Regions from separate parts of the Mus musculus genome. Here region 1 is linked to region 2. The links are chromatin loops, found by intact Hi-C in ENCODE. Cell type or tissue: heart. All regions are shown on one strand. Links, peaks and the distances in the headings refer to the core of each region. The heading gives the core; the rest is flanking DNA. Region 1 has its middle 91 kb from the start of Emb. Region 2 has its middle 18 kb from the start of Emb.

Region 1 (5,386 bases), core at 318-5,317, 110 kb after region 2:
GGACGCTCCTGTGGCCTTTAACATGATTGGCTGGTGCTGGGAGTCCTATCATAAACTTAACTTCTGCTCCCATTGGTGGTCATTAGGCAAGGTGTGGGCTTGTAACCTGGGGAGGCAGGTTTGTTGGGGGAGTAACCTGGAGACACTGGTCTTGTTGGGGGTTAGCCTGGAGACTGGAGCTAAGCTTAGGTTTTGTTGGGGGCGGGGGGGGGGGGCAACTTGGAAACTACTGCTAGATACCAGCCCATTAGTCTACCTGAGTCCAAACTTAGGTCAGGTTCTCTAAAATGGAGTCTGAATTTAAAAGCTTTGGCATCTCAACACCACTGGCCAATAGATATTTGACTCTCTCGTGAAATTGGTCTATTAGTCTTCTCAAAAGCAGCAAGATGGAAATGAACATTTCAGGACAGGAGGGCAAACAACAGGACCAAAGGAGTTAGCGCTTCAGACCAGTAGTGCTCAATCCGTGGGTCTCGACCCCAGTGAGGTTGCATATCACTGATTTACATTATAATTCATAACATCAGCAAAGTTGCAGTTACAAAACAGCAACACAATAGTTTTATGGCTGGGGGTCACCACGATGCGAGGAACTGTATTTAAATTGTCTACACATTAGGAACGTTGAGAACCTTCCCAGGTGACCTTTAAGTGTCAAGCCTATTGGTAAAAAATTTAAACATTCAAGATCTGAGGGATACTTTCTATCTTTCCTTTTATTGAAAATATTCTTTTCTCACATAATATGTCCTGATTACCTCTCTAGCCCTTATACTGACTATTTTAATTGATGAGCCAAGGCTAAAATAAAAGTGGTGTTGAGAATTAAAGAATACCATACAAGCATTATACCCTTTTTAAATATCAGAAACCATACACCTGAAAATGGGAAAATGGAACAGGAAGGGCAAGGTGGAATAAACTCAACCACTGATATACTTTCACTAGTTATGTTCAAATAACACCGCCACAAATGGATCAATCAGATGGTCATAGGCTAAGGAAGCTACAGAGAAGGTACAAAGATAACCGTTAGAACAAACATAGAAAGTTTATCTTTAAAAATAAATAAGCAAAGAGGCAGCTTATGTAGAAAAAGTCAATATAATAGAGTTATAATTAAATAACCATATAGAGACTAAGCGAGCCAGTCATGTCAACAAACGTCCATGGACCTAACTGAACGGTTAAAAGAAAAATATTTCAGCTTAATTCACAAGTGAGACTCAGGTGTGTGATGAACACATTTAAGCCAAGGGATTCAGAGAGGTCAGAAACTCAAAGAAGACCAGAAGTGAATCAGGGTCAGTGGAGATGAAGAGAGAGCATGGGTTGTTGGCAGAGATGTTGGGCAAATAGCAGCTGAGCCAAAATGTGTTCGAGATGGTGCAAGACCACAATCCAAGATGGAAGCACAATGATTCTGAACACCTGTGCATTAAGTTACGGCTTGTGTAAAGTGGACATCATAAGTCATATATAATGACACTTAGTGGGTACGTACTAAAAGTCAGGGATTTTTACACATCTCTCTAAGATTAAAATGACAACACTTTACATTGTATATAACATTTTATGTTATGTTTGTAACAGACCTTTACACACCACACACACACACACACACACACACACACACACACAGACACAAATCAACTATGTAGATCTTATAGTCCAATAGAATTTCATAGCAATGGATTAAACCAGAATTTAGGTATAGGATATGAAAACCATAACAGAAATAATCCTGTAAAAGGTAGATTTTTATTTTATTTTATTTTACAATTGAAATATAGGAAGGCCAACAGACCAAGAGCAAATTGCCACCAAAAAATTAGTTTGAGGAGCTGGAGAGATGGCTCAGAGGTTAAGAGTAGTGTGCGCTCTTCCAAAGGACCAGGGTTTGATTCCCAGGACCTGCATGGTAGTTCATCTGTAGTTCCATTTCTAAAGGATTCAGTTTCTTCTTCTGTCCTCCATGGATACCACATGCTTGCCGGGCACATATACATGTGTGCAAAACACTTATACCTATAAATAAAAATAACCCCAAACTATTCTTAGTCTGTTAAATTTGCAGACAGGGTAATGTGTGTTTAGAGGTTACAAGGCTAATGGTCAAAGGTAAAGGAAATCACATTGCTACAGAATAATGAAAAGGAGGAAAGATGGGGGGGGGGGGATGACAGGAGGTAAAAGGGAAAAGATACATATACAATTAAGGAAAATTTTATAAAAGGACAAATGACTGGAAATGTCTAAAATCAGATGATTATATGAAGCAGAATAACAAATAAAATACAAAATTACCGAATACATAAAGTAATGATGCTGAGTGTAGTGGAAAAAAAATATAAAGACTCCAACAGTTTAGAAAAAAAAAATAGCTTGTTTCTGAATCTTCAGAAACGGGACCGCGAGGTATTTCTTGAGTGGAAGGAAAGGCTGAACTGTGGACTCTTGTTTTTCCTGTGGCTTATGCTGAAGCCTGGTAGAGACCGCACCTTGGCCGCTCTCCTTTGCGTGCCAGCGACCTCTGCTGGACACACTTAGCATTGCAGTTTGTTTGTGAAAAGCCCTCTGAGATTGCATTCTCTCGGTGAACTCATTCTATACTCATTGCTAATCCCGACTCTGAAAACAGAGTATACGTCTTCTCACTTCCCCGACCGCCTACGTATTACTTATCCCACCCGCTGCTCTCAGACGCATCCTTGTCAAACCTCAGGGTTATTATTTTTAGTTAAGAGTAGGGCTATGTCTCTACTTCCTTGCTGAGGATTCCTGACCTAATGTCCTCGTCCTAGACCTCAGGCCCCAGGTCAGTCCAATATCTAACAATCAGTTCTGTCCCAGGATGGTACAGGCCAGTGCCCTCGGTTAGAGTGAACAATGGGACTTCCCTGTTCTGCTGATCTATCAGACACAGAATCACCGTCTCACCGCCGTCCTCACTTGAGTCAGAGCCCTGTGGAGGCTGTGGTCCGGTCGGAGGCTAGGGATGCCTGAGTCTGGCTTGGCTTACATTTGGGATCTCCCTTCGTGCTTCACTCCAGGCTCCCGAAGGCTATGCTTGGCTCACTTCAGATGAGTGAATCAGCTCCTTTTTCATGCAGTTAACTCTGAGGTTTCTTTTCATTCCCTTTGTGAATGTCTAGGGCCCCCCCTTTTTTTTAATTAGAAAAGTCTATCTATCATCTATCTATCTATCTATCTATCTATCTATCTATCTATCTATCTATCTATCTATCTATCTATCTTCATATAAATGATAACTTTTAAAAACATGGTGTGTTTGTGTGTGTTGAGGTTGAGTGTGTGTGCTTCCCTGGTGTGCCTTTCCAAGTCAGAGGACAACTTGTGAGACTTGTTTCTCCCCATCCACCCTATGGCATCCACACTCAGTGGCAAGCGTTTTCACGTGCTGAGCCATCTCACCAGGGCCCCTGTTCTGAGTTTTATTCTGACTCTTTTACCAGCCCCGGATAAAGGCAGCTTGTAGCCCACCGTGAGATACAGGCCAGATAATAAGTGTGTTGCTAATACTCAGATTCAGACGCCCGTGTTTAAGAGGAGAGCCGCAATGAATACTGGGTGTGCTTGGGATGGAAGAGATGGTTTCCTGCCTGTGGAGAACGCTGTGGGTTGAGGCTCTGGGCTGCCAGCTACCTACATAATTACATTTGGCTACAATCACTGAGCCCACTGCAGATCAGGTGATCCGGGCTACCTCTCAACAAAGCTTGAAGAGAATTACTATTTTTTTTTTCTGTTTAAACAATGAGCATTAAAACAATATTACCAAAGATCTGCAGTTTATGATCCCCTAGGTCTAGTCACTGCTTCCTATGAGTATAAAATTTTATGGGAATATGCTCAAGTTCACTTACTTGCATAGTATCTTCGCTTGCTTTCCCTTTATTGCCTCACCGCTAAGGAGCTGAAAGGAGAGAAGATGGCTTACACAGCTGAGCACATTTGCTATTGGAAGCCGTTAGATAAAAGCTAAGCCATGATCTGTAAGTTCAAAGGACTTATAGATCTTGGATCAACTAAACTGTGTTGTCTGTGGTTAGCACCAAGAAAAACCTTTCAGTTGATTCGTAAAGTTGTTTCTCCCTCAGAAAATTAATTTTTGTGGCTGTCTCTTTAAAAACAGGTCCTGAAATTAATTGCCTTTGGAATATGCTATGCATTTCTATCTTGAAAAATCCTAATCCAAGGTAAAAGACCTACAGAGATATAGTGTCTTCTGGGCTTGGCCAAAACCTACACACACACACACACCCACACACACACACACACACACATATATCCATTTATACACGTGCCTAATTAAAACAGAAACATTGAAAAGGCCTAAAAAGAGACAGTTCGTGTTTTTATTTTTGCGTTAAATAAAATGCACACATAAATTATTACTTTAAAAAACTCAGTGTGAGCCAGGTGTGGTGGCACATGCCTTTAATCCCAGCACTCGGGAGGCAGAGGCAGGCGGATTTCTGAGTTCGAGGCCAGCTTGGTCTACAAAGTAAGTTCCAGGACATCCAGGGCTACACAGAGAAACCCTGTCTCAGGGGAAAAAAAAATCCCCCAAAACCCAAAAACCTCAGTGTGGTATAAATAGGAAACTATTGATAGTTTCAAATGCATTGTGTATGCCATAAAAATGGAATTTAAACCAAGTGAGTAAAAATATATACATACAAAGCAATGGAGTAAGATAGAGAGAGATGCAGGATTCTAAATAAGCGATTCCTATGAGAGGGTTAACTAGTGAGTGTTGGGAAGCAGGACACAGAGAGAAGGGTTTCTAACACTTTGTCGCACTCCTTTATGACAAACATAGAATAATTCACAATAGTGGGCAGAGGAGAATTTACACGCTCCTGACACACACAAAATGATTTGTGTCTGAAGTAAGAGGTATATTTTACTCTATTGTCATATATATGCCTTCAAATATATATGTGGGTATATGTATTCAAATGACACGTGGACTTCATCAACCCAAACTGTTTTTATGTGCTAATAAGAAATATAAATAATTTTAATCAGAGGAAAAAGATTAAACCTGTACCCTGTATGAGTAACTGTGACCAGGTGTCTGGACACACAAAGTATCACTTCCCACAAGTTTGTAACGCTTATGGTAATTTTAAAATTGCTACATGTTATTAGGATAAATTGTTTAAACAAACCGTTGCTCCTTGTTTTCTCTTGTTCTCCTTTTCAAGGGCTCCAGAAGACGTTCTATGCCATTCTTGTTTGTACACAAGCTTTGGGGAGCTTGGTGTGTCTGTGGCTCCTTCTGTCGTCTATGCCTGCCCCTTTGCTGCCTGTGCCCCAGTTTATTCAGTCAGCCCTTTTAACTAGGTGTAGCATT
Region 2 (5,386 bases), core at 161-5,160:
AAAAAAAAGATGGCAGCAAGTCTGCGCATGCTCAGATTGCACTGGAAAGTTTTAGGTTAAAATCAAAAAGGATGCTTTGGAGAGTATGTGATGGTGTTCGCCTTTTCCTTGCAAGACGGTAATTTGAACGGTTGTTAACAGGACTAATTTATTCTAGTAATTACAGTACACCGATACTCAGAACACTTCGAGCTGAAAGTAGCAGATAGGTGTTCATGCCAGGAGGATAGACAGGGTTTCTCACTCTGTACAAAGGCTGGCCTTGAATTCAAGAGATCCACCTGCCTCTGCCTCTAGGATAAATAGTATCCTGGAGGTGTGTTCCAGGACCACAGAGATTGGACTACCAGAGAATCTGCCTGGGGCAGACCTAGTTCTGCAGCTTGGTCTTCATGTGGAACTTGTAACAGCGGGGGCAGGCTGACTGTGTTGCCTGCCTTTGTATCCCTTTCTCCTAACTGGGCTACCTTGTCTAGCCACAGTACAAGAAGATGTGCCTAGTCCTACTGCAACTTGGTATGCCTAGGTGGATTGATATCTATAGTAGGCTTTCCTGTTTCTGAGGAGAAAGTGAAGACAGGAGGATGGGGTAAGAGGAGATGAGAGGGAAGGACAGAGCTCTTGAGGAGGGAGGAAAAGATGCAATCGGGGTGTAAAGTAAATTAGTAGTAGTAGTAGTAATAGTGTGTAGTGCCCATCACTGCTCAGCTTAGTTTCTTTACTCTTGTTTAGAGTTGGTCATCTTTAAATACAAGTGGCTACATCTCAATTCAATCCTATCTTGTCTATGCTACCTATAATTTAGGATATAGTGAAGCTTTTCCAGCAAAGTAGAAAATGTATTGTAATTGCAACCCCTTCCTCCCTCTCCTTTCCCTTCGCTCTTTCCTCCCATGGTTCCTTCCTACCTTCCTTCCTTTCCTCTCTTTCTTCCTTTCCTCTCTTTCTTCCTTTCCTCTCTTTCTTCCTTTCCTCTCTTTCTTCCTTCCTTCCTTTCTTTCTTTCTTCCTTCCTTCCTTCCTTCCTTCCTTCCTTTCTTTCTTTCTTTTTCTTTCTTTCTTTCTGTCTGGTTGTCTGTCTTTTTCTTTCTCTCTCTCTTTCTTTTCTGTTTCTCTTTCTTCCTTCCTTTCTTTCTCAGATTTATTTATTTTATATGAGTACACCGTCGCTCTCTTCAGACACACCAGAAGAGGGCATTGGATCCCATTACAGATGGTTGTGAGCCACTATGTAGTTGCTGGGGATTGAATCATTACCTCTAGTAGAGCATTCAGTGCTCTTAACCACTGCACCATCTCTCCAACCCCTCCATGGTTTCTTTTCTTTTTTTCTGAGCTTTTGAGCCAGGGCCTTGCTATTTAGCCCAGGATGGCCTTGAAGTTGCAATCTCTCTGCCTTAGACTCCTAGTGTGGATATTAAAAGTGTGTGCTACCTTTGCACTGTTTTCCTCCATAATAAAAATGTGAACTTCATTGAGTCTCTGTTTATATTGTGGTGATATGAACTCACATGGGTATTCTCTAAACACTAGCCCATTGTGGGCAGACTGTCATGTGAACTGCCAAGCCAAGCCATGAAGTGATTCACAGTCACCTGCATGGATGGCCCTGCGACTTGGATATAGAATATAGACGATTCAGTATATAGACCATACCTTATGAGCCGAAGACTCACACTTCCAACCGGCATCCACAAAAGCATACAAATGACCGTGGAGGTACATTCTGAGTGTCTCTGGTTGGGTATGTGGCCGGGGGAAAATGTGAAGTTGGACAAAAGAGACTTTTTTCAATTGAGGCACACTTGGCCAGGACAGAAGAGTAATAACATGCCATAAATTCAAGAAGAAAATGTGAATTTACTAATAAGCTAGTCCCCAAAAATATAGAAAAGGTGTGTTATTGGAATAAATATATATTCAGAGATTTGGATGTATTCAGATCAAACATTAAATAAACTAGAAAACCTACTATTTTGCTCCTTGGGAGGACATGGAGGGGACATATCACTTATAGGGTCCATTAACATGTATTGATTGCGCATAGGAAAATCAGCATCCCTAACACATCCCTGTTGCCTCTCCTCTCTGAGGATGCAGAAGAAGCTGTAGATTTGGACTTACCTGTGCTAGGCATGGGGATCTGGAAAATGATATTAAATGGGTAAACCTCAGAAGCTCCATGGGCAAGCTTACTGTAACACATGGAAAACCCAGAAAGTCATCCGTGGATCTTGGGTCCATAAGAATGTACAGGACTCGTCAGAACATAGTACCGTTAGGGCAAAATAGTCAAGAAGAATGTTCATCTATATAATCAAGAAAACCAAAGTTAGATGACCAGGGCGCTAAGCAAAGTCGTCAATCAAGTCCAGGGTTTTCTCTTTGCTCAGGAAGTGAGTATTTGATTCCTTGTCCAGATTTGCCCTACTGTCAGCGATGTGGCAATAGCTCAGTCTTTGTATGCATAACTGGAATTAGCATGCTTTGTTTTGGCATAACACCTATGCTAGAGTCTCAGAATATGAAACTGTAGGAGGGAAGGCCCAGTAGAAGCCAGCCAAGACAGCCAGTCTAAACTAGTATCACCTCTTAGGATCATGTAAAATGTCCTTACATTCTTAAAGAATAAAGCATGCAGTAGGCATGGTGGTCGACTTACTCTACTTAATACACTGTATTCCCATCCTCAACATAAAACTAACAAATGCCACGTGACACCTGCAGGGTAACAGTCGTACTGATACTAGCTGTGAGGTCATCTTAGCTACAGTTATCGTGTGCCACGCTAGTACGTGATCCCCAGGCTAGAGCCGATTAGTTCTCAGGTTTATGGTATGCTGTAGCACGTAGCTGTTTGTGTTACTCACTTGGAGATGCCGCAATAGCTCAGACTGGGTCCCTTAACCTGCAGTTTGTTTCAGAGATCTGGGACCTGAAAATCCACAATCAAGGTGTTTGCTTTCACCTGCTATCTCTCTCTTTGACCAGCAGATGGCGACCTTCTCCCGGTTGCTGTTTCGGGTTTGTCTCCATGATTTCCCATCCTTCCTGGTGTCCCTCCCCGCGCCCCCACCTCCCCGACCCCCCACTTCCTTCTAATTTTCATTTTATTTGGTGTGGTCAACTTACTCATTTTATTTGGTGTGTGTGTGTGTGTGTGTGTGTGTGTGTGTGTGTGTGTGTGTGTGCGAGCGCGCTCGTGTGTGTATAGCACGTGTTTAGATCAAAGCACAACTTGTAGAAGTTGGTTCTCTCTTTCCCACGTGGGTCCTGGCATGGAACCCAGGTTGTCAGCCCCGGTGGCCAGCAGCTTCAGGCACTGACTCATCCCACTTGTTTTCTTCTTCTTCTTGTAAAGATATTAAGGATGAGTGGGCAGGAGAGAAGGTCACCGTGGACACACAGGAAACAGAGAATTCATACTGGCTTGGGGCTCAGACTCTTCACCTCATTTCACCTTATCTTTTAAAGGTCCTATCTCCAAACACAGTCACCTTCTCAGGTCCTGGGAACAAAGCTTCCATGTGGGTCTTAGCTCCTGACCTCAGCTCTAATATGACCTCATCTTGAGGAATATTTAATAACCTGTTTTTAAAAATTACAGTCCAGGGTACTAGAGATTAGGACTTTCAGGTAAAGATTTTGAGAAACACAACACAAAGGTGGCCTGACGTGGGCACTGACATTAAATTTTCCAAATGTCAAGGCAGAGACAGATGACACAGTTCGAATGTGGCCTGACCACATGACATGCCCAACCAATTTGATTATGTCACCCACTTTAAAAAAAAAAACAAAAACAAAAACAAAAACCAAAAAACAAATAACATTTGTATTTGAATGTGGCTTTCTAACTACAGAGGGCAGAAAAAAAAAATTCTATTCTTGAGGGTGTTAGGCATTTGGTCCACTGGTTGAGAAGCTCACAGAAAGCTGTGACAGACAGACAGACAGACAGACAGACAGGAGAGGCCATAGATCCACTAGTCATACCAGAACCGCATATCCCAGAAATTGTCATTTTTTATGTGGCTGAAGCTGACAGTTTAGAAATGATACCTTGAGGTCATTTTGTATCATACTGTCTGGGAACCACTTTCTATGAGCCAAGTTACCAAGCAGTAGAAATTAGGGAATCTGTGGATCTAATTCTTACAACCCTGTGTTCTGTGGATCTAAAAGAAAGGCTGACCCAGTGTCTACACAGTCTCATCATCTATAAGGCACTGCTGTCCGAGGGACACGCTGTCTTCATCATGATGAAGAATTAGAAGGCAGGAAGGTCAGACACGATGTTGGCAAGGGTGACACACTCAAGTGACCCATTCATGGGAAATGGACTGAGAAGTCACCAGTCCTGAGGAGGTCACAGGGGTAAGGCCGAAGCATCCTCCTGGATAGGCACTTTTGGAAGAACCCAGAATCAGAGCAGGTGATGGCCAGACGTAGCCAAATCTTAGAGAAGAGAAAACACAAATGTCAAGTGTGCTGCCAAGACACTACTTTCTGCTTCTAGTGCATCCTCTTTTACATATCTATCCTCATGAGAAAGTTGTCGTGTCTTTAATATGCTGTACTATAAAATTTAACTCACATAGTATAAACTTGGCAGTGACTGAAAAATGGTGTGAGTTGAAAGCTTTCTTTAAAATGAAGTGGTCTAAAAAAATTAGAAAAAATTTTTAAAGATTAGATCCTTGATCAGTAACGTGTGATATTTTATATTTGGTGCCGAGCGATAGCAGAACATCAGGCCGTTGCATCTGGCATGTCACCTTTGAGTAAAATGTTTAGTCACGATGTTGGGTGGATGGCAGCGGAAGTGCTATGCATGCTGGCTATTTCTATACTGCATTGGAACAAGTTTCCCCTACACAGAAGTGACTAAGGACACAAGCAATGTGATGATAAATCTCTAACTCTTCGTAAGATGTAACATGAGGGGAATCACAAGGGAAGTGACATTGGTGTGAGCTTTGGTTTTAACTGTCAACTTGACACAATTTAGAATCTCCTTGGAGAATCTCTCTGTGAAATTATCAAAGTGGGTTTACTTCTGAGCATGCTCATCAAGTTATAAAGGTAGATATTTGGGAACTTTTGTTTTTTTGTTTTTTTGTTTGTTTTTGTTTTGTTTTTTATTCTCTCTCTCACTCACTCTCTTTCTCCCTCTCTCTGTCTTCCTTTGACAAAGTTTTGATATGTATCCCTCGTCTGAAACGCTCAAGCTGCCTTCAAACTCATAGAGATCTACCTGCCTCTACTTCGTGGGTGTTGGGATAAAATATGTGAGCCACCAGGTTGAACAGGGATGTTCGTACCTGGCCTAACTGGGGTTGGAGCACACTCCCTGAATGTGGGCAGCGTTATTTCATGGGCTGGGT

What was found. Peaks named below come from ENCODE experiments on the same cell type or tissue, not always from the same donor. Only the 100,000 strongest peaks of a DNase experiment are listed, where the experiment ranks them.
Region 1: a loop joins it to region 2, with 5 times the contacts of the local background. A loop is called at or near these places in 12 of 42 quality-filtered maps.

What each region holds. Positions count from the first base shown.
Region 1 is chr13:117,309,134-117,314,519 of GRCm38, forward strand. No RefSeq gene overlaps it. Among named protein-coding and RNA genes, the nearest start is that of Emb, 91 kb to the left of the region's middle. In heart, for the core only: a CTCF peak has its summit at 2,543 (motif pointing left); no DNase peak of the experiment used is centred there; H3K4me3 peaks cover 446 bases; H3K27ac peaks cover 407 bases.
Region 2 is chr13:117,200,071-117,205,456 of GRCm38, forward strand. No RefSeq gene overlaps it. Among named protein-coding and RNA genes, the nearest start is that of Emb, 18 kb to the right of the region's middle. In heart, for the core only: a CTCF peak has its summit at 2,977 (motif pointing right); no DNase peak of the experiment used is centred there; H3K4me3 peaks cover 305 bases.